2 separate regions of the Homo sapiens genome follow, and region 2 is linked to region 1. Evidence: read pairs that join two places in POLR2A ChIA-PET (ENCODE). Cell type or tissue: Panc1. All regions are shown on one strand. Links, peaks and the distances in the headings refer to the core of each region. The heading gives the core; the rest is flanking DNA.

What was found. ChIA-PET counts read pairs that join two places held together with the same protein. Peaks named below come from ENCODE experiments on the same cell type or tissue, not always from the same donor. Only the 100,000 strongest peaks of a DNase experiment are listed, where the experiment ranks them.
Region 2: POLR2A ChIA-PET joins it to region 1 with 17 read pairs; 6 of 35 experiments call an interaction of 5 or more read pairs at or near these places.

The regions. Positions count from the first base shown.
Region 1 is chr6:31,206,432-31,222,419 of GRCh38, forward strand. No RefSeq gene overlaps it. Among named protein-coding and RNA genes, the nearest start is that of HCG27, 17 kb to the left of the region's middle. RefSeq lists enhancers at 4,541-5,535, 9,359-10,260 and a silencer at 6,037-6,222. In Panc1, for the core only: no CTCF peak of the experiment used is centred there; a DNase peak (open chromatin) is centred at 8,190.
Region 2 is chr6:31,146,483-31,158,569 of GRCh38, forward strand. It overlaps CCHCR1 (coiled-coil alpha-helical rod protein 1), which reads right to left and starts at 11,320. Exons shown (of 18, transcript NM_001105564.2): 1 at 10,903-11,320; 2 at 10,541-10,607; 3 at 10,249-10,462; 4 at 8,014-8,317; 5 at 4,477-4,640; 6 at 4,243-4,378; 7 at 3,973-4,083; 8 at 3,584-3,733; 9 at 2,136-2,246; 10 at 1,923-2,029. The coding sequence starts at 11,118. RefSeq lists enhancers at 9,212-9,827, 10,561-11,061, 11,062-11,562. In Panc1, for the core only: no CTCF peak of the experiment used is centred there; no DNase peak of the experiment used is centred there.

The DNA of each region.
Region 1 (15,988 bases), core at 4,544-12,543:
TTCACCATATTGGCCAGACTGCTCTGGAACTCCTGACCTCAGGCAATCTGCCTGCCTCAGCCTCCCAAAATGCTGTGATTACAGGTGTGAGCCACAGTGCCCAGCCCTGGAAGAAAACTAATTGCTGGGTGAAATATATTTTCTACCAAATTCCCCTTACGAGACCTAGAAAGCCTAATGAACATAGCTACTTACATGTCCTAAGCTGTTATTTTAAGGCCAAAATTAAAACATTAAGGGCACATATAAGGTTGGCCATTACTAACCTGAAAAAAAAGATAAATAAATTTCCATGATTAGGTCTTTTCAACATTGCATAGTCCCAAACAATACTGTTTTACAATTAGAGTTTTTGTTGTTGTTGCTGTTTTTAAATAAAAAGAAAGGAAGTTTGGGTGCAGTGGCTCATGCCTGTAATCCCAGCACTTTGGGAGGCCAAGGCGGGCAGATCACGAGGTCAGGAATTTGAGACCAGCCTGGCCAATATGGTGAAACCCCGTCTCTACTAAAAATACAAAAATTAGCTGGGCATGGTGGCACGTGCCTGTAGTCCCAGCTACTCGGGAGGCTGAGGCAGGAGAATCACTGGAACCTGGGAGGCAGAGGTTGCAGTGAGACAAGATTCAGCCACTGCACTCTAGCCTGGGTGACAGAGAGAGACGCCATCTCAAAAAAAAAAAAAAAAAAAAAAAAAAAAAAGAGGATGATCAGGGATTTTCCAAGGGCCCAGGGGAACCTGACATTATTCCCCCTACTAACCAGACAGCTCTATACTAAGACCAGTCCCTTAGAGACTGATACCAAATCTATTATGCTCATGTTATTCAAAAGAATTTGGGAGGCCGGGCGCAGTGGCTCACGCCTGTAATCCCAGCACTTTGGGAGGCCGAGGCAGGTGGATCATGAGGTCAGGAGTTCGAGACCAGCCTGACCAACATGGTGAAACCCCATCTCTACTAAAAATACAAACATTAGCCAGGCGTGGTGGCTTGCACCTATAATCCCAGCTACTCAGGAGGCTGAGGCAAGATAATCACTTGAACGTGGGAGGCGGAGGTTGCAGTGAGCCGAGATCGCACCACTGCACTCCATCCTGGGTGACAGAGCGAGACTCTGTCTCAAAAAAGAATTTGGGGAAATCTAACATAATTAATGACTCTATAATAAGAAATATACCAGCTGGGTGCAACAGTGGCCCTTTGGGAGGCCAAGGTGGGTGGATCACTTGAGGTTAGGAGTTCGAGACCAGCCTGGCCAACATGGTGAAACCCTGTCTCTACTAAAAATAAAAAAATTAGTCGGGTGTGGTGGCGCAGGCCTGTAATCCCAGCTACTTAGGAGGCTGAGGCAGGAGAATCACTTGAGTCCAGGAGGCGGAGGTTGCAGCGAGCTGAGATCATACCAATGCACTCCTGCCTGGGTGATGAGTGAGACTCTGTCTCAAAAAAAAAAAAAAAAAAAAGAAAGAAAAATACCTCCTACCAACAACTTTCCTCCCTTACAATCTAGTCCAGGGTTACTCTTCAAACCTCTTAAGCTTCTACTCCTGTAGTCCTTCCTCACTTGACACACAGTCTTCTGCACCCCGTCCTTATCAGCTTGTTCACCAAACACTCCCTAAAGAGCCCAGTCCTGCTGGGACAACTCATAGCAGAGTATCCTATTGCCCCCCTAAAACAAAAAGCAACCTACTCTCACTCTCTATCTGTATCTCCCTCTCTCAGGTAACACACAGAAAAACAACCAAATCCTCTTAGAGACCTACTTCATGAGTCAGTCTGTCCCAGATATCAGGAAAAAGTCACAAAACTAGTCATAAATCCCCAAGTCCCAATAAATGAACTGCTAAACCTAACTTTTGGTGTCTTTAATTACCAAGACAGAGTGGAAAAGGCACATAGAGATCAAAGGGAAGAAAAGAGAGACAAAAGATAGTCCCAATTTTTGGCCTTCACTCACTATGCGAAAACTCCCACCTCCAGGTCATCCTGAGTGGAACCCAAGGGCTATTCCTGCATTTATAAAAAGCCTGGACACCGGAGCTAAGTAAGTAACAAAGGCCTTCAGGCTTGCAAACCCTCTGGAGCCTGTCATCAATGTGACAAAGAAGGGCAATGGAAGAAGGACTGTCTCCAACTCTGAAGGGAGGAGGGACTCCTAATTCCTTATTGTCCCTGGCTAAAGACTAAAGAGACCAAAGGCAAAAAACAGCTCCTATGTGGCAATCAGCCCCAGTCACAGCAATGGAGCCTCGGATGACCCTGGACATGACAGGCAAAAATATCAATATCCTTTTAAAGACAGAGGCTGGCCTGTCAGTTCTCACTGTCTGCCCTGGGCCTCTGTCTACCAAACACGACACTGTCATTGGTGTTAATAGCAAACTCCAGACTAGGATTTTCACTCTACCATGCAGCTGACCAACTTCTGCTGCAGTAAAACTTAGGGGTGTAGGCCTTTGGTGTGTTTATCAAAAATAAAAAATGATTCCTTTTAAGTCATCACAGAAACTTGAAACAAAGACTCCAAGCTATTCCTATGAAGCACTGGAGGATCTAAGGCTCCTGTCCAAAAACAGCCAAGACCCAAAACATCAGGCAATTAATGTTGCCTCAGCATAAGCTTCTATTCAAGAAAACAACTCACAGTGAAATGTGATGTTTTTATTTTTTTCTTATTTATTTACTGTATTTTAGGCGCTTTTAGTAAAACGACCTTATCTGCTAAAGAAATAATAAACCATACTACTAATTTATAAAAATTAACTCAGTCTTGCTGGCTTTGCATGACTACCAAAATTTAAAAATGTGCAAAACCTGTTTCTCGGGAAGAATGGGCCAACATTCCTATACACCTCCTGGAACAAACTTTGGACCATAATGTGGGAATATCTGACTAAACAAACAATACAAAGAGAGTTCCTTGGACCTGGCCACTGCCAGTTCAAACTTCCATTTTTATCTATGAATAATAGCTTCACTCTGCCAAGGGGAAAATTGCTTTCTTACCTTGCTTTTTACCCAGAGCAATTCCCCTTCTGCCTTTACAGCAACCATGCCAGTTTCACTCCTTTTATAGAAAAACTCCACAAGAGAGTCAGTATATCTAAACCTTTCTCACAGAATCATTTATACACCTCATGATAGAACCCTAAAGGGGGAACTTTATTTCAAAAAGCTTATTAACACCACTCAACTCTACCATCCTCTAATTAGTCCAGTGACCACCAAATTTCCATTACTTTTACCACCTCGATGCAAAATGCTTTTGCAGCACAAATTTCACCATCACATAGAATTTGCTTGTGTTGGCCGGGCGCAGTGGCTCACGCCTGTAATCCCAGCACTTTGGGAGGCTGAGGCGGGTGGATCACGAGGTCAGGAAATTGAGACAATCCTGGCCAACATGGTGAAACCCTGTCTCTACTAAAAATACAAAAATTAGCTAGATATGGTGGCATGTGCCTGTAATCCCAGCTACTCAGGAGGCTGAGGCAGGAGAATCGCTTGAACCAGGGAGTCGGAGGTTGCAATGAGCTGAGATCGCACTACTGTACTCCAGCCTGGCGACAGAGTGAGACTGTCTCAAAAAAAAAAAAAAAAAAAGAATTTGTTGGTATTTGTGGATCTTCAGCACGTCTACAACTCCCTCCACAATGGAAGGGACGATGTCCCATAGTTTACATTTCCCCTTATCTACCTTTTGCGTTGGCTAACAAATCTCTCCCTTTCCCCATGTACCAACATCACAAGATCCACCGCTGAGCAGGATTCCTTGTTCCCTTGGGATTAATGCTATCCTCTCTATCGGGACTAGCAGAGCCAGCCACAGAGACAGAGCCTTGGGAACCCAGCATAAACTGTCTCAGGAGACCACAGTGGCCCTCTGACAAACAGCAGAGAGCCTCACTAGACTTCAGCAACAGCTGGACTTCCTGGCAGTCCTACAAAACCGAAGAGCCTTAGACCTTCTCACAGTTGGACAACGAGGAACATGTTTGTATCTAGAAGAAGAATGTTGTTTTCGCATCAATCAAATTACAAATATATATTAATAGCATTTTCTTGGAATAAGAAAATCATTACCCAGGCAGACAAAATTGAATATTTAGGAGCTTCCGTGGGAACTTGGAAGCAATGGCTGTTTTCTGCCTTGCTCCCTTTAACAATGCCAGTCATTACCATATGTTTAGCTCTAACTTTTGGTCCAACTTTGTTTAAAATGCTGATTTCCCAGCCTGGCCAACATGTCGAAACACTGTCTCTACTAAAAATACAAAAAATTAGCCAGGTGTGGTGGCAGGCGTCTGTAATCTCAGCTACTTGGGAGGCTGAAGCAAGAGAATTACTTGAACCTGGGAGGCAGAGGTTGCAGTGAGCTGAGAGCTGAGATCACTCCATTGCACTCCAGCCTGGGCATCAGAGCCAGACTGTCTCAAAAAAAAAAAAAAATTGCTGATTTCTTGCTTTGTCACCTACAGCAAATCCCGGTTCATGTGATGGTTTTGCAAGGCTTCCAACCTTTGGCTGCTAATTAGCTATCTCACATCTTGCCCACCAGTCCCCTGAAAGACATGGCTTACACACTGTTAGACTAGGCAGGAAAAGACTTCAGGGCCCAGGTTAGGCAAGGACAATGCCGCACTCAGCAGGAAGCAGCTCTGGAAGAAATGACCTAGCCTCTCATCCTCCCGTATGATTATGGGTCCTAAGATCTTTTAGGGAGGAATTGAGGCAGGATAGGGAGTCAAGGAAGTAACTGTGTCCTTGGGATGCAGCAACAGTGATAACCATACAGACAACACAATAAGCTCCAGCATTCACATTGTAGACCAGCTCATTCAAGCAAAGCTATCTCCAGTAGGGAATTTACCCTGTAGAGAGCATGCGCATTTTGATTTTACCTACCGTCAAACTGACCCTTAGCTCATTACAATAGTAAGAAACACACACCTGGGTGGAGATTTAAGATGCTTATGAGACATGAGATGCATGAACAAGCATGTATAGCTACTGCACATGTGCATCCAGAGGACCACCCACCCAGAGGACCACCCAGAACATGCTGACTAGTAACACCTCTTCCCACCTCCTTATGAATAATCATGTAAGACCCCCATAAAGGGAGTTTCTGCAGCAATAATCAATGCTGTCTCATCCTTAGGAGCAGCCCACCCTGAATCCTCTCTCTCAGGGCATACTATCTATTCTGCACTTAACTTTCAAAATATCATTTTTCCTTTGCAATAAATTGCTCTGTACTGCATCTCCTTTGCTGTGTGTCCCTTGTTTACATTCTTTTAAATGAAGAAGACAAAGACAGAGGTATCACAGATGTCATCAACAGAACCTCTATGTCCTCCTTAGGAAAGTGAAATGAGCACCCAATGCCCAGATTTTGGTTATAATACATCAATCTCCAATAGAAGGAACCAGGGCTCCTTAGAAAAATAGCTGATTCTAGGGGTGAAGTAGGAAAAATACAAGATAAGCCTGGAACATCTTGAAATGCTACAAAAGAACTGGGCATGGTGGCTCACGCCTGTAATCCCAGCACTTTGGGAGGCTGAGGCAGGCGAATCACAAGGTCAGGAATTCGAGACCAGCCTGGTCAACATGGTGAAACCCCATCTCTACTAAAAATACAAAAAATTAGCCAGGCGTAGTGGTGGGCACCTGTAATCTCAGCTACTCGGGAGGCTGAGGCAGGAGAATAGCTTGAACGTGGGATGCAAGACCAGGAAGACTCAATATTGTTAATATGTCATTTCTTCCCAACCTGATCTATAGAATCAATGCAATCCCAGTCAAAACCCCAGGACGTTATTTTGTGTATACTCACAAGCTGATTTAAAAATTTATATGGAGAGGCCGGGCACAGTGGCTCATGCCTGTAATCCCAGCACTTTGGGAGGCCGAGGTGGGCAGATGACCTGAGGTCAGGAGTTCAAGACCAGCCTCGCCAACATGGTGAAACCCCGTCTCTACTAAAAATACAAAAATTAGCTGGGTGTGGTGGCGGGTGCCTGTAATCCCAGCTACTTGGGAGGCTGAGGCAGGAGAATCGCTTGAACCCAGGAGGTGGAGGTTGCAGTGAGCTGAGATTGCACTCCAGCCTGGGCAACAGGAGCGAAACTCTGTCTCAAAAAAACAAAAAACAAACAAACAAAAAAGGTTTATATGGAGAGGCAAAAGGCCTAGCCAGCACAATATAGAAGGAAAACAAAGTCAAAGTACTGCCACACCTGACTTCAAGACTTTCTATAAAACTGCAGTAATCCAGACAGATAATTGGTATAGTCATTGCTGGAAGGAGTATGAAGGTTCCTCAAAAAATTAAAATATAGAACTACCATATGATCCAGCAATCCTACCACTGAATATATATTCAAAGGATATAAAATCTGTGTGTCAAAGAGATGTCTGCACTTCCATGTTCATTGCAGCATTATTCTTTCTTCTTTCTTTAGAGTTAGGGTGTCACTGCATTGCCCAGCTTGGTCTCAGAATCCTGGCCTTAAGTGGTCATCTTGCCTCAGCCTCCTGAGTAGCTGGATTCCATGTGCGAGCCACCACACCTGGCTGCAGTGTTATTCTCAAGAGCCAAGATATGGAATCAACCTAAGTATCCATTAATGGATGAATGTATAAAGAAAATGTGGTATATATACACAGTGGGATACTATTCAGTCAACAACATGAATGAACCTAGAAGACATTATGTTAAGTGAAATAAGCCAGGCGCAAAAAGACAAACATGATCTCACATATATGTGGAATGTAAAAAAAGCCAAACTCATATACATGGTGAGTAAACCGGTAGTTGTCAGAGGCTGGGAGGTGGGAGGATTGGGGAGGGGTAAGCAAATGACACAAAATTTCTTTTCTTTCTTTCTTTTTTTTTTTTTAAAGACAGAGTCTCGGCTGGGCGCAGTGGCTCAAGCCTGTAATCCTAGCACTTTGGGAGGCCGAGGCAGGCAAATTGCCTGAGCTCAGGAGTTAGAGACTAGCCTGGGCAACATGGTGAAACCCTGTCTCTACTAAAATACAAAAGAAATTAGCCGGGTGTCGTGGCATGCGCCTGTAGTCCCAGCTACTCGGGAGGCTGAGACAGGAGAATTGCTTGAACCCGGGAGGTGGAAGTTGCAGTGAGCTGAGATTGCACCACTGAACCACTGAACTCCAGCCTGGGCAACAGAGAGAGACTCTACCAAAAAAAAAAAAAAAAAAAAAAAAAAAAGACAAGAGTCTCTCTCTGTCACCCAGTCTGGAGTGCAGTGGCATGATCTTGGCTCATTGCAGTCTCTGAATCACTCGGGTTCAAGTGATTCTTGTGCCTCAACCTCCCAAGTAGCTGGGACTATATGCATGTGACACCACATCCAGCTAATTTTTGTATTTTTAGTTTCACCATGTTGACCAGTCTGGTCTCGAACTCCTGACCTCAAGTGATCCACCCGCCTCGGCCTCCCAAAGTGCTGGGATTACAGGCATGAGCCATCATGCCCGACCAACACAAAATTTCAATTAGATAGGAAGAATAAGTTTAAGAGATCTATTGTACTTTATGGTGATTAAACTTAGTAACCACATATTGTATATTTCAAAATTATAAGATAAATTATTTGAAGCATTATTACCACAAAAAGTATGTGAGGTAATGTATATGTTAATGGCTTGCTTTAGCCATTTTACAATGTATACGTATATGAAAACATGATGCTATACACCCAAATATAACTTTTATTTGTCAACCAAAATAATTTAATTTAAAAAAGACAGTGTTGTATTGGCAAAAGAATAGACAAATAGATCAATGAAACAGAATAGAGAACCAAGAAATAGACCCACGTAAATACAGATAAAGGAGCAAAGACAATACAGTGGAGAAAAGACTGTCTTTTCAATAAATGGCACTGGAAAAACTGGACATCCACATGCAAGAAAAGTGAAATGAAAAGAGCTCTCTTGAAAGGTTGTTGTGAAGGTCATCTGTGACAGGAACAAAAAGTGCCCAGCAGGGTCTCTGACAGCAAGCTCCTACATTAATCTAATGGCTGGACTTCAATAGCCTTAGCCCCGTCTCCATAAAACTTTGCTATGAAGGCTACAATGATTCCTGTCAGTCATGCAGTCCTACTAACCTGCTGGGTAGGATACAATATCGAAGGGGCCAGTATACTGCCCTCAGGGGGCTCTGTGGCCTCTTGACCTTGTGGATGATGCTGACCATAATGTTCTGCTTGTCCCTGGCTGAAGACAGGCCCCTCCTGCAGAGGCCAGGCATGAATGCACATCTGAGTAAGACTCTATTATGACTCAAGAATAACAAACATAAATAAATAAACATGATAACATAACAAACTAGGTTTCATTTTCTGCTGCTGTAACAGAATACCACAGACTGGGCAATTTATTAAAATATGTATTTCTTACAGTTCTGGAGGCTGGGAAGTCCAAGAGCATGGTATCAGCATCTTGTGGGGGCCTTCCTGTAGTGTCATCCCATGGTGAAAGAGGTAGGGCAAAGGGGCCAAACATACTTTTTATCAGGAGCCCACTCCCACAATAATGACATTAATCTATTCAACCTAATCAACTCTTAAAGGTCTCCCCTCTTAATACTATCAGAATAGCAATTAAATGTCAACATGAGTTTTGGGGGGTCATTCAAACTGTCAGAGGCATGTGAACCAGAGCAACTCCATCTTGAATAGGGGCTGAGTAAAATAAGGCTGAACCCTACTGGGCCACATTCCCAGACGGTTAAGGCATTCTAAGTCATAGGATGAGACAGAAGGTCAGCACAAGATACAGGTCCTAAAGACCTTGCTGATAAAATGGGTTGCAGTAAAGAAGCTAGCCAAAACCCACCAAAACCAAGATGGTGATGAGAGTGACCTCTGGTCGTCCTCACTGCTACACTCCCACCAGCACCATGACAGTTTACAAATGCTGTGGCAACGACAGGAAGTTACTCTATATGGTCTAAAAAGGGAAGGCATAAATAACCCACCCCTTGTTTAGCATATCATCAAGAAATAACCATAAAGATGGGCAACCAGCAGCCCTCAGGGGTGCTCTGTTGATGGAGTAGCCATTCTTTTGTTCTTTTACTTTTCTAATAAACTTGGTTTACTTTACTCTATGGACTTGCCCTGAATTCTTCCTTGTGCAAGATCCAAGAGCCCTCTCTTGGGGTCTGAATCAAGACTCCTTTCCTGTAACAAAACCTTAGCATTAGGTAATCTGTGGTTTACTTTTTTTTTTTTTTTTTTTTTGAGACAGAGTTTCTACTCTTGTTGCCCAGGCTAGAGTGCAATGGCACGATCTTGGCTCAACGCAACCTCCACCTCCAGGGTTCAAGCGATTCTCCAGCCTCAGCTTACCGAGTAGCTGGGATTACAGGCATGTGCCACCATGCCTGGCTAATTTTGTATTTTTGGTAGAGATGGGGTTTCTCCATGTTGGTCAGGCTGGTCCCAACCTCAGGTGATCCTCCTGCCTTGGCTTCCCAAAGTGCTGGGATTACAGGAGTCAGCCACCGAGCCTGGCCTGGTTTATGTATATTTATCTTTATTCCTACATTTCCATGATTATGAGATTCACAGTTCATCCAATAGACTTGAACTGACCCAATGCCCAGCACTTTCTTAAGTTCTTACAGATGAACAAAGCTAATATTCACAGATTCTATTTATTTATGGCTTAGGACTACCTACTGTAAATTACTGGGGGCCAGTCCATTTTGGAGTTCATAACCTAAAGCAGAAACTCAGGTGGCTAATATGTTACTTTCATGAAGGATTGTTATGAGTGTATCATTTCAATTGTCTTGCAGAAGCCTCATTTGTTCTGTTAGATACAGTAAGTTCCTCTTCAAAGGTTCAGCTTCTTCAACTTCCTTGTTCTTTGTTTTCTATTTCTAAAACCCAACTTCCTTGTACTCTCTTGTTCCTAGTTACCCGCTCTGTAAACACCAACTCCCACCAGTTCCAATCTGTAACTTGCAGAGGGCTCTTCCTGCCTTTGCCATGCCCTGACATGTTTTGCACAGTAAAGGATGGCCTCTCTCTTCTCGCTGAAACAGCCCTTCCCGCCCTACTTACTCACACTCCTGCTCCATTTGAAATAGCCAATTGGGATCAGCTTAGATTGTGCAGTCTGACTTCAGCAAATGGGGACAGGACACAGTAGCAGGGGCTGATTGCGTTAGGGATAAAACCCGCTTCTGTCCATTGTTCGGTGTGCTCTCACAGCAGCCAGAAGTGCAAGCAGCACCCTTCTGCAGAAGTAAACTTGCCTTGCTGAGAAATCCTTTTGTTTGAGTGCTTGTCTTCTTTGCGACTCCAAGCTCTTGTTTTTTTTTTTCTAAATAGCTGCTATCTTTTTGTTTTTGTTTTTGTTTTTGTTTTTTTTGAGATGGGGTCTCACCTTGTTGCCCAGGCTGGAGTGCAATGGTGTGATCTCAGCTCATTGCAACCTTGGCCTCCTGGGTTCAAGTGATTCTCCTGCCTCAGTCTCCCGAGTAGCTGGGATTACAGGTGTGTGCCACCATGCCTGGCTAATTTTTTGTATCTTTAGTACAGATGGGGTTTCTCCATGTTGGCCAGGCTGGTCTTGAACTCCTGACCTCATGATCTGCCTGCCTTGGCCTCCCAAAGTGCTGTGATTACAGGCATGAGCCAATGTGCCCAGCCTCTTTTTTTTTTTTTTTTTTGAGACGGAGTTTCACTCTGTTGTCCAGGCTGGAGTGCAGTGGTGTGATCTTGGCTCACTGCAACCTCTGCCTCCTGCCTCAGCCTCCCGAGTAGCTGGGATGACAGGTGCCTGCCACCATGCCTGGCCAATTTTTGTATTTTTAGTAAAGACAGGGTTTTGCCATGTTGGCAAGGCTGGTCTCCTGACCTCAGGTGATTCACCCACCTCGGCCTCCCAAAGTGCTAGGATTACAGGCATGAGCCACTGCACCTGGCCCCTTGTTTTTAATTTACAAATGTAATTAATTTAGCTTTGTAAACCAAAAAGTGACTGAGGCAGATCTCAATCAATTCGGTGTTCATTTTGCCAAGGTTGAAAATATGCTGGGGGAAAAGAAACATAAGCCACAATAGGACCTGTGACCTGTGCTTTTTCCAAGGAGGATTTTGGGACCTTCAATATTTAAAGGAGAAAGGGCAAGCAGGAGAGGAAAGAAAAAAAAAGGAAGGACAGGTAGGCAATGATGCGAGTGGTTACATACTTGTGAGGCTGTGATTAGTCCTTAGTGAATCTACATTTTACATGTGAAAAGAAGGGAGGGAGGAAGAAGTCAGTTATGCATTCACATCATGTTCAGTAAATCTATATTTTACATAAGCTAAAGTAAGCATGTAAAATTACAGTTATATGTTTGGGAACAAAAGGAAGGCAAATTTTGCATGACTCAGTTTCCAAGCTTAATTTCTTGCATAGCAGTTTGGGGTCCTGAGATTCTATTTTCTTTTCACATTTCTCCCTTGTTATTCAAAATCTTTCAGAGAAAGCATGGTAGAAGAAAATGGGTGTCTGCTCATGGGTTTAGTCTAACCTCTTCTGCTAGAATGATTTATTCCTGGAAGATTAGATCCCATGTTGCTAGGAAGGCTTATTCTTAGGGGCTTGTAAAGTCTCTTGTCCCATGGAGAAAAATAGAGGGAGGAAGAGAGAAAGAAAAAAGGGAAAGAGAGAAAGAAAAAAGGGAAAAAGAGAAACAAAAGGGAGGGACCAAGACCAGATTATAGAAACAAATGGAATGCAATCCTGGAAAAGTAATTTAGGATATGCTACCGAGAAGTCCATACTTCAGTAGGCAGGCACAAAGGTGGGGTGTGTGAGGCTCTGATTAGTGCTCAGTGAATCTACATTTTATAGGTGAAAAGAAGGGAGTAGAGAAAAAATCTATTATGCATTTGTCTTGCACTTAGTAAGTCTACATTGTACATAAGAAAAAGTAAGCTTGTGAAAATACAGTTATCTGCAAATGCTACTATTTCTGCTATTACGCTACAAAGTTTAAATTTTCTAGCTTCAGTTTGCAGGGCTGTAAGAAAAGCACAGTTTTAATTTCTAGTGATTCCAAGTGAGAAAAATGGGAGAAATTTTTCTTTTGAAAATGTTACTTTGGAGACTTATAGCCAGGGAAGAATTCAGGATCTAGTCTGAATAAATTGTAGACAAATAGTGAAAACTGAAAAACAATGGACAAGGCTAGAATCTTATAATGAGTATACTATAATTTTCTTTGAAATAATTTTTCTCTCTCCAGTCCCCTATTTTTACCAAAATCAAAATCATAGTGGGACCAACGTATCTGCAAAATAAGTTTTAGTCTTATTATACTTGGTCTGATTATTTGCATAAAGCGCAGCAAGAATAATTATTGGCCAATAGGCTCTTTTTTTTTTTTGAGACAGAGTTTCCACTCTTGTTGCCCATGCTGAGTGCAATGGTGCAATCTCAGCTCACTGCAACCTCTGCCTCCCGGGTTCAAGCGAGTCTCCTGCCTCAACCTCCCGAGTAGCTGGGATTACAGGCATGCGCCACCAAGCCCAGCTAATTTTGTATTTTTAGTCAGGACGGGGTTACTCCATGTTTGTCAAGCTGGTCTCGAACTCCCAACCTCAGGTGATCCATCCGCCTTGGCTTCCCAAAGTTCTGGGATTACAGGCCTGAGCCACTGTGCATGGCCCTAGGCTCTTTTTGAATTGGTTTTGCTAGAGCTTTTCATAAGGAATCTCAGATTAGAGTTTTTCTTGAGTCCAGCCAAGGATTTATCTGTGCCTGCAGATACTTGTATGAATGAGGTAAATTTCTGTCTTCTCAAGGTCTCAAAATAACGTGTGGTTCCTAGGTCTGTGAGAAAGTGATATTCTTACTTACTACCTGTCAGGAACCCTGTAAAGGAAATGCGTAGACAAAGTATGAGGTCAGTTTTTCCAAGGGTTTTTTTTTTTTTTAATCAGTTCTATAACATCAATCTCAAGTTCTCAAAGCAGTCTGCTTATATCTTAAAATATGGCATTCTAGCCAAAGCCTTGGTAAAATAATCAGTGTCAAAATTATGTCCTGTTAAGAAAGAAAACAGATTTTTATTAAACTCATGCAACTAAGTATATTGCCATAAATCATGAATACTCAGAAATAAGGCCAGGCGTGGTGGCTCATGCCTGTAATCCCAGCACTTTGGGAGGCTGAGGCAGGCAGATCATGAGGTCAGGAGATCGAGACCAGCCTGACCAACATGGTGAAACCCTGTCTCTACTAAAAATACAAAAATTAGCCAGGCGTGGTGGCGGGTGCCTGTAATTCCAGCTACTCAGGAGGCTGAGACAGGAGAATCACTTGAACCCGGGAAGCAGACATTGCAGTGAGCTGAGATCGCCCCACTGCACTCCAGCCTGGGAGATAGAGCAAGACTCCTTCTCAAAAAACAAACAAACAAACAAAATCTCAGAAATAGTTTCTGAATTCTGGAGAAATCAGGTAGAGAGAAAGAAATATGCCTCAAATTTTGCTTACAAGAGTACGCTTCATTGTGAAAAGCTGTAAATGTTCAAAAGAAAAGTTTTCTTGACTCTGAAAAACAAAGCAAAAAGAATCAGCAATGTTTCCAACAAAAAAAGTTATAAAAGATTATTTTGGCCAGGCGTGGTGGCTCACCTGTAATCCCAGCACTTTGGGAGGCCAAGGCGGGTGGATCAGAAGGTCAGGAGTTTCAGACCAGCTTGGCCAACATGGTGAAACCCCATCTCTACTAAAAATACAAAAAATTAGCTGAGCGTGGTGGTGCACATCTGTAGTCCCAGCTACTTGGGAGGCTGAGGCAGGAGAATCACTTGAACCCAGCAGGTGGAGGTTGATGGTGAGCTGAGATCATGCCACTGCACTCCAGCCTGGGCAACAGAGCGAGACTCCATCTCAAAATAAATAAAATAAAATAAAATAAAATAAAATAAAATAAACCCCTCTAACTAGGCAGAATTACTTTTCCTTTAACAAAAGCCCTATTTCCATGCCTTCTTATGTTTCTACCAAAAACCACATTCTACTTTTCTTTGCATGTTGCTTGTAGAATTATTTATCTTATATCTAGTAATTTAAATTACATCTATGAATTGTAATGTTAACTCTTAGTAACTCTTATTTTTAGTGAAAAAACTAGGAGGTACACAATTTTAATTAGTACCTCCTGCAGAACGCAATCTCGGCTCACTGCAACCTCCGCCTCCCAGGTTCAAGCGATTCTCCTGCCTCAGTCTCCCAAGTAGCTGGGACTACAGGTGTGTGCCACTACGCCCGGCTACTTTTTTTTATTTTTAGCAGAGATGGAGTTTCACCATGTTACCCAGGACGGTCTCAATCTCCTGACCTTGTGATCCGCCCTCCTTGGCCTCTGAAAGTGCTGGGATTACAGGCGTGAGCCACCGTGCCCGGTCTATCATAGGATCTTATAAGGAGATCAACTGCATTTAGATAGGTGCTTTTAATTTGGCCTGTATCTTTTAACTGGACCATTGAACTCAGGGTAGAGCCCACACTGAATTTTCAGTGCCCAGAAAGAGAGTAATGCCATGGGGACCTGGCCATACAATATTTTTAGTGTGTTTTGCTACAAAAACTTTCTCTCAAGGCTGGTGGGCAACCCAGTGCCAATCAGCCCACTCTGTGATCAGCCCATTTCCCAGCCATTGTATACGCCAAAGTCAAGTTTTCTCACAATATAAAGTGATTTCTGATCCCATTCAAAGCCAAAATCAGGTCATGCAAGGCAAAGGAACAGAGTTTTTGACCTGAGAGGATTTTGTCCTCTCTTGGATTCCCTCTTGGGATTCCCTGAGGAAAAAACAGCAGTTTCTCACAAAAATGCGTCTGTGGTGCCTTTTGCATTTTTCTTAAGGGATCCCAGGCTATTAGAATTTTATTTAATTTAATTTTTTTCTTATGTGGCACCAAGGTTGGCAAGAGGAAGGAGGGGCTGATAGAAATAAATAGGGGAGGCCGGGCGCAGTGGCTCATGCCTGTAATCCCAGTACTTTGGGGGGCCGAGGTGGGTGGATCACTAGGTCAGGAGTTCGAGATCAGCCTCGCCAATATAGTGAAACCCCGTCTCTACTAAAAATACAAAAATTAGCTGGGTGTGGTGGCAGGCGCCTGTAGTCCCAGCTACTTGGGAGGCTGAGGTGGGAGAATCGCTTGAACCTGGGAGGTGGAGGTTGCAGTGAGCTGAGACCACGCCATTGCACTCCAGCCTGGGTGACAGAGTGAGACTCCGTCTCAAAAAAAAAAAAAAAAACAAAGAAATAGGGAAACAGAGGAAGTGCATGTGGCTAGCAGGGGGTTGAAAAAGAGAGACATTTAGTTGACTGAGAAATGTTTACCCAGGGAGAAAAGAGACCTTAAAGCAATATGTACACACTGAAGTCTAAAATATCAGTTTTAATTAAGTCAAATTTTGACTATAGAGCTCTAAAAAAATCCTTTGACATCTCTTATTACCAGATTTTAGCCAGGAGGAACAGTTGATATTCCTGGCTTTTCACCTTCTTTACCAAAAGGTATCCTCCCAAGTGCCTTAACCAAAGTTATGACTATTAGGCCACAAGGTGGGTGGCCCTTAGTTGTTCCCTGATGAGGTGGCAAACCTGAGCCATGGCAGAAGTGTTTAATGTTTTTTTTTTTAGTTTTGCTCTGTTGCCCAGGCTGGAGCACAGTGGTGTGATCTCGCCTCACTGCAGCCTCCGCCTCTCAGGTTCAAGCGATTCTCCTGCCTCAGCCTCCTGAGTAGCTGGGACTACAGGTGCCCACCACCACACCCGACTAATTTTTGTATTTTTAGTAGAGACAGGGTTTCACCATGTTGGCCAGGATGGTCTCAATCTCTTGACCTCGTGATCTGCCCATCTCGGCCTCCCAAAGTGCTGGGATTACAGGCATGAGCCACCGCACCCGGCTGAGAAGTGTTTAATTTT
Region 2 (12,087 bases), core at 2,358-10,357, 62 kb before region 1:
TTAAACAGGCCCCAGGAGGAGGCCAAGGAGTGTCTGGGGCCGGGCTGGGGTTTCCTCAGGAGAGTCCAGGTCTGCACCCACAGAAAAACACATGATGATGAAGGCTTGCAGCTGCATCCCCAGCAGCACAGCAAAGTTCACTTTGATCTGGAAATTGTTCCAGTAGATGCTTCCAACACCTACCACAGCCCTTATTAAAGTCTCCAATTACCTAGAGACAATCTAATAAACCCAGCAACAATCAGAGTTTGGACTGCTTTAAGCCTGGAGGACTTTCGGCAAATGCATCATTACACAGACCATTTCTGTGATCGCCTGGTACCAAAGTCAAACCCTGTCCACAGTGCATCTTTCTGTTCTCCTGGAGGTAGGGGGCACCCGCGATGGATTGAACCTGGGTGGTAGGTCATTATAACTAGTTTAATTCCGTGCAAGTTTGAAATTTTTCATAATTTTTAAAGCTAAATTAGTCCCTAAGGTACAAATCCAAGAGAAGGAAGTGATGGGCAAGGACTCATCCTGCATCTTAATTTCGCTAAACCAAAAATTATCTTTATCTAAATTAACCCATCAAGAAGAGCCTCACGATAACAATAAACATTTACAAGCCAGAGACTGTGCTAAGAACTACCTGCCGGCCAGGCACGGTGGCTCAAGCCTGTAATCCCAGCACTTTGGGAGGCCGAGGCGGGCGGATCACGAGGTCAGAAGTTTGAGACCAGCCTGGCCAACACAGTGAAACCCTGTCTCTACTAAAAATACAAAAAAGTAGCCGGGTGTGGTGGTGTGCACCTGTAATCCCAGCTACTCAGGAGGCTGAGGCAGGAAAATCGTGTGAACCCGGGAGGCAGAGGTTGCAGTGAGCTGAGATCGTGCCATTGCACTCCAGCCTGGGTGACAGTGCGAGACTCTGTCTCAAAAAAAAAAAAAAAAAAAAAAAGAACTACCTGCCTTGGGTACCTCAGTGTCTAAGGCTGAGGGGAAGTCATCACCAGCACAAAGAAGCTTTGCTGTTTTCTTAGAGGTTTTTCTGAAGGTCATACAACAATTGTAGGTAATGAAACAACTAGGAAGTTGGTAGGAGAGACAAAGGCTGGCAATTGATTTAGAAGGAAACTAACTGGCTTACATTTTAGATGGAATAGTAAGCAAGTTAAGTATATAATAAGCAAGTAAGTATATAGCTTTAAATAAATAGACTAGGCCAGGTGCAGTGGCTCACACCTATAATTCCAGCACTTTGGGAGGCTGAGGTGGGTGGATCACCTGAGGTCAGGAGTTCAAGACCAGCCTGGCCAACATGGTGAAACCCCGTCCCTACTAAAAATGCAAAAATTAGCCGGGTGTAGTGGAGGACACTGGTGGAGGATGCCTGTAATCCAGCTACTCGGGAGGCTGAGGCAGGAGAATCACTTGAACCAGGGAGGTGAGGTTGCAGTGAGCCAAGATTGCGCCATTGCACTCCAGCCTGGGTGACAGAGCGAGACTTTGTCTCAAAATAAATAAATAAATAGACTAAATTTTTCTCCAGTGAAACGGATTGCCCGTAAAATTTTAGAAAAAAAAAGGAAGATGAAGTGTCTACACTCTCCATCCTTGAACAATACTGCAAGTAAAGATCCTCCCGGGTGCTCTATTTAGCTCAAGCCATTACTAGACTGAACTGCAGGAGGAAGCAAGGCCTCACCTCCAGCCAAACATGCAACGGGAAATTCATAACAAGCAATCAGGTATGAATGCAGAAGGGGCTTCCCCAGGAAAAGAAACGAACACAGGAACATTGATAGAGCTAAATCTGCCCAGCCCTGTAGCCTCCAGTGGCCACTTTCCAGCCCCTCTTGCCTGAGGATCCTCAGCAACAAGGTGCCCAGGAACCTGAGGTGGCAGAAACACTACTCCACCCACCCCTCCATCCCTGATACCTGCTGACAGCATTGACCACAAGCCTCAGCTGCTCCTCGGCTGAGGCTGTCTGCTGCTGCCACCGACGCCTGGCCTCCTGAGCACGGCTCAGCTCCAACTGCAGGCCCTGGGGAGGATGCAGCAAAGGACAGGGTCCCTCCCTAAGTCCTGGCTGCAGCCCCGGAACAGGGGCTCCCTTGCCCTCCCCGAGTCTCTAGTAGGCTGACACCAACCTTGGCACCCATACGCTCCACCTCCACCTCTGCGGCTTTGTCCTGCAGGGATCGCTGCAGGATGGCCTGCTCCTGGCTCTGGGATGTCACTTTTTCCTGGAGTGAGGCCACCTGGGGGAGGAGAGAGAGCTAGGCAGGGCCCTCTAGAGCTAAAAGATGAGGGGGGCACTGGAAGCAAAGTGGCAGGTGCAGAGATCTCTGTAAGAATGCCATGCAGGGGCTGGGGGGAGGGGGGGCGGGCGACGGGGGTGGGTTGCAGCACGGTGGCTCACACCTGTAATCCCAGCACTTTGGGAGGCCGAGGCAGATGGATCACTTGAGGTCAGGGGTTCAAGATCAGCCTGACCAACATGGTGAAAGCCTGTCTCTACTAAAAATACAAAAATTAGCTGAGCGTGATGGCATGTGCCTGTAATCCCAGCTACTCGGGAGGCTGAGGCAGGAGAATCACTTGAACCTGGGAGGCGGAGGTTGCAGTGAGCTGAGATCAGGCCACTGCACTCCAGCCTGGTGACAAGAACAAGACTCCTTCTCAAAAAAAAAAAAAAAAAAAAAAGAAAAGAAAAAGAATGAATGCCACGCAGGGAGACAGAAGCTTAGGTTCTGAGGATGGAATCTGAGCCCAGTGTTCCATGTTCCACATTCCATGTGCCCACTCAAAGATGGGAATAGCCCTTGACCCACCCCACAAGACCCACCAACTGACCATGCCACTCTCCTCAGATGCTGTCACCTCCTCAGAGAGGCTGTCTCTGAGCATCCTACCTGAGGCTGACTCACCCCACAGTCTCTCCGTCACATTATCTTTTGAATTTTTCTTACTACTTTCTTTTTTTTTGAGAAAAGATCTCGCTTTGTCACCCAGGCTAGAGTGCAGTGATGGGATCACAGTTCACTGTGGCCTCGCCTCGACCTCCCAGCCTCAGGTGATCCTCCCACCTCATCCTCCAGAGTAGCTGGGACTACAGGAATGAGCCACTATGACCGGCTAATTTTTTGTATTTTTAGTAGAGACGGGATTTCACATGTTGCCCAGGCTGGTCTCGAACTCCTGACCTCCAGTGATCCACCTGCCTCGGTCTCCCAAACTGTTGGCATTACTTGACTGGGCACGGTGGCTCACACCTGTAATCCCATCACTTTGGGAGGCTGAGGCAGGTGAATCACCTGAGGTCAGGAGTTCAAGACCAAAGTGATCGCATTATAGGTGTGAGCCACTGCACCTGGCTTCAATCTTTCTATCGCACATATAATTACCCAACATTATCTGTTTACTTGCGTGTTCTGTGTCTCTGTTCTAGAATGCAAGCTCCACATTTTAGTTTTGTTCAGGGCTGTGTGCCCAGCATGTGGCAACCACTCAATAAACACTGGTTGAATGGATGCCACCTTCATGGAAGGAGCAAGGTGCTGGGAGGGAATACCGGGAGAAAAGAGAGTGCAGTGACCTGTCCCTTCAGCTGCTTAACAGAGTCACTGTGTTCCAGCTCCTGGGCCTTTAGCTGCACCATGAGGGCAAACACCTTCTCCCGCCAGCGGTTCAGCAGGGACTGGCACTTCCTGGTAAACTCAGGCTCCAGGGAATCTGAAGGTTGAACCTGAGGGAGAAGGAGTGGGAGAAAAGTGTGGGCTCCTGGGGGAGGAGAGGAAGGAGGTGGCATCTTTGTTTCTCCTCTGTCCTGCCTGGGCAACATGAGCTACAGCAAGAGGAGTTCACAGGAAGGAGATCTAAGCAGGTTCTGGGGCACATTGACCCCTCCTGCCCACAGGGAGGGAGGCAGGGGACAGTAGATGCAGGATGCGGCTGAGGGTGAGGGGTCTGGGGGTTGGGCTGTACCTTCCTGGTCAGCTCCTCCTCCTGCAGGGCGAGGATGTGTGTGAGGCTCTGCACCCGCACCTGCAGCAGCTCCGCGGTGGCATGCAGGCTGTCCCGGTCCTCCTGCAAGTGCTGCGGGCAGAGGAAAGCAGCCCCTCTGTAGGGCCTCCATGCCGCCTTAGGTACCACCTTCTCTCCCGGAGGCTGTGCTCTACACGCTCCTCCAAGGGCCACGCTTGCCTCCCAACCTGATCCCTAAGTCTGCACACAGATACATTCCTGCACCCTCACCTGCATGGTTTCCAGAAGCTTCTGTCGCTCCAGTTCCCATGTCTGGCTGTGGACCTCAGAAGGCACTTGTTCCCCAACATATTTTCTTAGATTCTCAACCAGGGTCACCTGAGCCTCCAAGTCTTCCTGGGTCTTGCTAGGGTTGGGGTGGGAATGGGACAGCCATCAGTGGGGCGCCCTGCAGATCCACCACATCACTAATTGCTGGGCTCCCGTCGGCGTCCGCCCACCTACCTCAGCTGCTTCCGAAGCAGCTCGGCCTCCCTCTGAGCCTCGGCCAGCTCCTTGGCTTCCCCTGCTCTTCTGGTTTCCAGACTACTCAGAGACTTCTCCAAGCCCTCAGCCTTGCTGGTCAAACTGGAAAGAGCCTCCTCGTGAGCCTGTGTCAAAGAGGACAGCTGCGGAAAGAAGAGGGGGCTCAGCAGAGGCTCGACCCCACATGGAGGCCTTCCTTGTTCCCTTCACTCCCACTTTCTGTGACCTTAGAGAATGACCCAACCAATCAGCCAACTGTGCACAGCAAATGGAGAGCTGGCAACTCACTCTCCGCAGCTGCCCCACAACCCATCAGGAGTTCTTGTCCGATCTCCCCCAAAACATATCTTCACCTCTCTGTCTCCGTCTCCACTGCCACCAACCCTCATCTTTTGCCTGGGCAACAGCGACCATCTCCTAACTAGTCTTTACAAACCCTCAGTGGCTTCTCACAGCATTCACAACAAAACCCAGGTGTCTCTCCACACCTGCAGGCCAGGGGACCCGGCCTCTGCCTACCTCCTGAGCTCACCCTGGAGGCTCTCCCACTGCTCCCCGCTCCGGCCACGGGGAGTCTGCTGAGAACCAGACAGCGGCCCCTCCTTGCTCCACAGACCCCAGGCGATAGCCCCTCCTCAGGGTGGCTTCACTGGGCCCTCTAATACCGTCCCTCCCCACCCTACTCTGCCCCATCAGCTGTTCACGTCCTCCTGAGCACTTAGCACTGACCATATCTTGCTTATGTGTATGTGTTACTATCTGTCGGACCACACTGGAAGGAAAGCTCCAGGAAAGGAGGAATTTTGTGTCTTTTGCTCATGGCACCTCAAAGGGTTGCAGGGGTGTCAGAGCCACCAAGAGTCATGGGATGGACTGGAAAGGAGGGCAAAGTGCCCACCCTGCTTCCTGGTCTGCCTCCTCTAGCCCTGTCTCCATACAACAATAAAATTAATTTGGGGGACATAAATGACAAAATTTTTTAGACATAAAATACAAATCTAATCATGTTATTTCCCTGCTTAAAACCTTTCAACAGGCCGGGCGCAGTGGCTCATTCCTGTAATTCCAGCACTTTGGGAGGCCGAGGTGGGTGGATCACAAGGTCAGGAGATCGAGATCATCCTGGCTAACATGGTGAAACCCCGTCTCTATTAAAATACAAAAAATTAGCTGGGCGTGGTGGCGGGCGCCTGTAGTCCCAGCTACTCGGAAGAATGACTTGAACCCGGGAGGCGGAGCTGGCAGTGAGCCAAGATCGCGCCACTGCACTCCAGCCTGGGCGACAGAGCGAGACTCCATCTCAAAAAAAAAAAAAAAACAACCTTTCAACGGTTGCTTATTACTTGAAAAAACAATTTTTTTTTGTTTGTTTTTTTGGAGATGGAGTTTCACTTTGTTGCCTAGACTGGAGTGCAATGGCACGATCTCAGCTCACTGCAAACGCTGCCTCCCAGGTTCAAGCGATTCTCCTGCCTCACCCTCCTGAGTAGCTGAGATTACAGGCATGAGCCACCACGCCCAGCTAATTTTTGTATTTTTAGTAGAGATGAGGTTTTACCATGTTGGCCAGGCTGGTCTCGAACTCCTGACCTCAAGTGATCCACCCGCCTCAGCTTCCCAAAGTGCTAGGATTACACATGTGAGCAACCATGCCCAGCCCTAATTTCTTCCATAAAATAGAGATGGGGGTCTCGCTTTGTTGCCCAGGCTGGTCTCAAACTCCTGGGCTCAAATGATCCTTCCACCTTGGCCTCCCAAAGTGCTAGGATTACAGGTATGAGCCACTGTGCCCAGCCTGCTCATTGCTCTTATGGGAAAGTAGCAAGTTCTGAAGTGGCCAAAGCCTTGTGCCCTGGGCCCTGGGCTCTGCAGCACACTCAGTGCCCCTCATCTCTGTGCCCCAGCCTTCTGGCCTCCTGTCCCCGCCTTCACCTGTTGTCCCACCAAGTGTCTTCCAGCTACCACTGGACTTCACACGCCTCTTCACTGGCCAACTCCTATTCAGCACAAACGGTAGCTTGTTGTTTTTTTAGTCTCGCTCTGCTGCCCAGGCTGGAGTGTGATGTCAGCTCACTGTAACCTCTGTCTCCCAGGTTCAAGCAATTCTCCTGCCTCAGCCTCCCAAGAAGCTGGGGGATTACAGGCGCCCACGACTATACCCGGCTAATTTTTGTATTTTTTTGTAGAGTTCTTCATGTTGGCCAGGTTGGTCTTTAACTCCTGGCCTCAAGTGATCCGCCCACCTCGGCCTCCCAAAGTGCTGGGATTACAGGCATGAGCCACTGTGCCTGGCCTAGCTTCTTGTTTCTAAGTTTCTTTCATAAATCTCCTTTGTCCATTTTCTGATTGGATTGCTGGTCTTTCCCTTACCAATTTCTAGGCACACATTTTATATTAGGGATATTACCCTTTTCTTGTGATCTGAGCTATAAATATAGCTTTTTTTTTTCTTTTTGGCTATTCCTAATGTTCATGTTATAAAGTCAATGGATCAATTTTTTCCTTTATGGCTTCTAGATTTTGGATTTTGACTCACAGGTAGAAAGGCCTTGCCCACTACAAGGTTATAAAGGAATTCTCCCTTGTTTTCTCCCAGTTCCTTTTTTATTTTATTTTTTGAGACAGAGTCTTGCTCTGTCGCCCAGGCTGGAGTGCAATGGCACAGTCTCGGCTCACTGCAACCTCCACTGCCCAGGTTCAAGTGATTCTCCTGCCTCGGCCTCCCAAGTAGCTGGGATTACAGGTGCGCACCACCACGCCTGGTGAATTTTTGTATTTTTAGTAGAGACAGGGTTTCGCCATGTTGGCCAGGCTGGTCTTGAACTCCTGACCTTGTGATCTGCCTGCTTCGGCCTCCCAAAATGCTGGGATTACAGGCGTGAGCCACTGCGCCCAGGGCTATGGTTTCTTTCCTTGACATGTCAACTGGTTACAGTGGCCTTCCCTGAACCCCAGACTAAGTTAGTGCTTTCTAGTCCTTCTCCTTCAAGGCATTCCTCCTGATTGCAATTAATTATGATTAAATTAAATGTGGATGTGTATATCCCCCACGAGGCTGTCAGTTCCATCCACGAAGGCAGGACTCAGGCTAATTTGGTCACTGAGTCTTAGAGATGGCAAAGAGTAAGTACTGAGTTTGAGGACTGAATAATCTCTCTCTCCCAGTCCACCATAGCCCCCTTATACCCACCTTCCTCACTGCCCTCCACAATACCCCTGATGAATTGGTACCTGGAGTAAAGTAGGGAGGCAAACTATTTCCTACTAGAAAGGGAAGCAGGGCTTCAAGTGGTGGGAGGCCACCTGAGTCTTGGGGGAAAAGTGCAACCTGAATTAAGATAAAAGTACCCAAATTCTCCATCTTTCTAGGCCATGTGTGTTTATTTTCACCAAAGGTCTCATCACTCTACTACTCACTACTCATGGAGGGTCTTTTCTGCAATACCTGTTCTTTGCTTGGAAGCTACTGCCCAGCTCTCCGTTATGAATTTGAATCCTTTCTACCCCTGCATTCACCTGCTCTTGGTGCAGCCTCTGAACCTCTTCCAGCTCCCGCTGGCTCCCCTCTTCCAAGTTCTTCCGGACAACCTCAGCCCCAGCCAAAGCAGCACGCAGGCCCTCAGCCTCAGCTCGGCCGGCCTTCTCCGCCCGTGCCAGAGCCTCTAGCTCCATGGCCTGGGCCTCTAGCCTCATCTTCTGCTGCAGCGAGGTCTCCCGCAGGAGCCGGACCTCCTCCTCCAGCCGCCGCAGCTCTTGCAGCTGCCGAACGATCACCTCAGCCTGCTGGCTCAGGGCCTGTGACCCCTCCAGCCCCCAGGACCTTCAAAGACAGGTTAGTGCAGGTGAGACTTGTCTCCAGTGCTGGAAGGATAGTTGAGGGCATAAACATAGCCAGGAGAAGGAAAAGAGGACCCCTCTGCTTCCGTGTGGGGAGGTGAAGGGGGTGCTGAAGCTGGGGTATGGGGATGTCTGCATTGACATCATCATCATTCATCAAAGCCCTATTGAGCATGTTGAGTCCAGTGCCTGGACTCACAGGACCTAAAGTCTGGCTGAGATCGTGGAACATGATCTCCCTAGAGAGAGCTACATACAGGAGGATTCAACATCAAATGTGTATATCATTAGGCCACACATTCTTTTTGTTTTTTGGTGGTTTTTTTGTCTTATTTATTTTTTTATTTTTAGGCCACACATTTTAAGTGGAAAGGTTGGAAGAACACACAGGGACTTCTCAATTCTAATTTAAGGGCAAGAAGTTTGAGGGAGGAATGGGCATAGAGAGGTCGTAAGCTTCCAGTATCAATATGGTGAGGCCAGGTGCTAGTTAAAAGGCATTTATTGGCTGGGCGCGGTGGCTCATGCCTGTAATCCCAGCACTTTGGGAGGCCGAGGCGGGCGGATCACGAGGTCAGGAGATCGAGATCATCCTGGTTAACACGGTGAAACCCCATCTCTACTAAAAATATAAAAAACTAGCTGGGCATGGTGGCAGGTGCCTGTAGTCCCAGCTGCTTGGGAGGCTGAGGCAGGAGAATGGCGTCAACCTGGGAGGCAGAGCTTGCAGTGAGCCAAGATCTCCCCAGTGCACTCCAGCCTGGGCGACAGAGTGAGACTCCATCTCAAAAAAAAGGCATTTATTGAGTGTTAGGTATACTTTATGAGGAGTCTGAGAGAACAGTACATAAATAACACAGTGCCAGCCTTTAGAGAAATCGTCTACCAATGTCACGTGAAGTTTAATCCAGCTTGGAACATGGCTCCTGAGGCAGCTCTCTGAGACCCAGGACTATAAGAGATTGTTGTTGTTGTCGTTTTTAGAGACAGGGTATCACTGTGTCACCCAGGCCTCAATGCAGTGGCTGGATCATAGGTCACTGCAGTCTTCAACTTCTGAGCTCAAGGGGTCCTACCACCTTAGCCTCCTGAGTAGCTAGGACTACAAATGCATGCCACCACAGCCAGCTAATTATTTTCTGTGGAGACGGAGTCTCGCTTTGTTGCCCACGCTGGTCATGAACTCCTGGGCTCAAGTGATCCTCCTGCCTCAGCTCCCAAAGTGCTAGGATTATAGGTGTGAGCCGCCATATCTGGCTCGCTCTTTCTTTCTTTCTTTAGTAGCAGCGATCTGTAGGCTAGGGAAATTAAGTGACTTGCCAAATGTCCTCTAGCTGGTAGCCAAACTAGAAATAGAGTCTCTGTCTCCTGACACCCAGTCTAGTATTCCTTCTTCATCATGCTGCTTCTTCTAATGTAATCCTATTCTGGAGCAAAATGGCAGAATGATATCCCAGTACATCTGGGAAAAGACACATGAAACAAGAATAAGAATGTTTACAGATAATACGACAGCATGGCCAGCTCCCACAGCATGTCCTCTGTAAAGGCTTTCTTCCATCAGAATGAACCCACACTGCCACAGTGCTGGGTCTCTACCTCTAGTTTGCACTTCTTCATCTTGCCTCATACCATGCTTTACCATCAGCTGGTGGTCAATCTATCTCCCCTCTTAGGATTTTAGATTCCTTATTAATTACAAATTTAAGTCAGGATTTGTCTTATTCACTATTGTTATCCTCATCCCTAGCACTTAGCACACTGCTTTATTATTTATGCACTGTAGGAACTAATTGCTTACATAAAAATGAGTACGTTCTGGAAACTAGGGCCGAAATAGGGTAAGGAGTTTATTCCAGTGAGGAAGGGTCACTAGCAAGCAAGCCTGAGAAAACGGCGTGGATGGATCCCTACCTGCCTCTCCGCCCTGGCTCCTGCCTGTCACTGGAAACATCCCGTTCCCACATGGTCACTTGAGGTCTCTGGGTGTCTAGCCGCCTCTCTGAGACATCTTGATGGCCTGGGGGTTGGACCAGGGGAATGTCTGAGAGCCAGGTGGGAGCCATTCTTGGCAGAGTTGAAAGGGGCCGAGCTTGAAAGTGGGAGGGGGGAATCAGCCCAGTGGAACCTGAAGAATTACAAAAACAAAGATGGTCAGTTTCCCAGGCAGAGACAACCACCACTCCCCTTGTCTGGTCCCACTGACCTGAAGGTGGAAACATCTCCACATTATTTGAAGGCTCTAGATTCTGTCTCCAGCCATCTATGTTCCCCTGGACAAGAGGAGAAACAAAGACACTCCAATTCAATTTTCAGGCCACCTTCCAAAGAGAAAGCCCCTACAATAACAAAGTCATAATCCTTGAATTATAGCCAGGTCCACCCGATGCTTAGCTCTTTTCCTACTTCCCCAAAGTAGGAGATACCCCAAATTCACTTGCTTGTCTCAACCTGGTTCCTCATGGAACCCAAGCAACTATCAAGTGGAGAGAATTTACTGAAAGAGACAGACTGAGAGGGGCTCTGAGGCTTTACTCATACTTTCAGGATTCTGGGCAGTGCCTCTACCCTCCTCCTTAAGTTTCTATGGTCCCTGCTGCTCCTGGCCAGAGGTGAGAAAGGAGGTACACAGTGCAGGGGTCTTGAGCGCCATCTCCAGAGTTCTCTCCATGGCTCAGCAAGGCCTGAGGGAAGCCCATCCAGACACCAGCAGGCCATGACTCTTGGGTCCTTCCCTGTTAAAGTGCTGGCCCAAGGCCTGGCCCCAGCTGAATGTGGCCACATGCAGGGCTAGACCCTCCCCAAGACCTTGGGAATCCAGGCCGCCTAGATCCCCAGGCAGAAAAGCCAGCGTCCTGACATCTTATTCAAATCTTTCCTGCGGCTGTTCTCTCAGCTTCTCTCTACTATCCCCTTAGCTTCCATGCCTGCTGCCCGCCTCCTCTTTCTCGAGTCCTAACACATAGTGGGCACTTTAAGATCTTCCTCCCACCCTCCCACCCTCATTAATCTATTTTTTACCCGAATCTGGGATCCCTACTCCCGTCCCTTTTTACAACCTAATCTACCTTTTTCTGAAGGAATTATTCTGGTCCTGACCCTCACCCCCATCTCTCAATAGCCTGCCCTCGCCCCCTGTACGCTAGCCGGCTCTACTCTCCCACCACTGCTCCCCTAGATACCCGAGGCTTCACCCAGTTAGCCCGTGAGCTCTAAGGCTGTTCTGATCTCTTCATCTGTCCCTTCACCTGGCCCCTGTACCCCCTTCCCCTTTGGACCCCTTGAACCCTCCCAGGACCCCCGCTCAGCCCCTTCCCGCCCCCAACCGACTCTTCCCGAACGTCCCTTACCAACCGCGAGAGCCCCCTACTGCGCTTTGGCCACACCCCCTACGCCTCGCTCCCGGCCCCGCCTCTGCCCCTGACCGCGCCTGCGCAAGGCGGGCGCCCTAAAGTCCTATTTCACTCTGTTGGGAGGAGGGGGAAAGGTGTACGCAGGCGCAGTGGCGTCTAAATTTGGGCCCACTAAATGCGTCGGAGCATCTCCGCGCCCAGGCGGCTCCTCCTCACTGCGGCAACCCGGGAAAACTTGTGAACTAATCAGAAAAAGTGGAAGGCGGGAGATCTTGGGGCGCTGTCCAATGGCGCGGAAGAGAACACATGAGCTGGCCAATCGGGAACGGCACGGGGGCGGGCTCGCTCGGCGCGAAGTTCGGGCCCGGGAATTCCGAAGGAGGGGTAGGCGCTGCCCGCG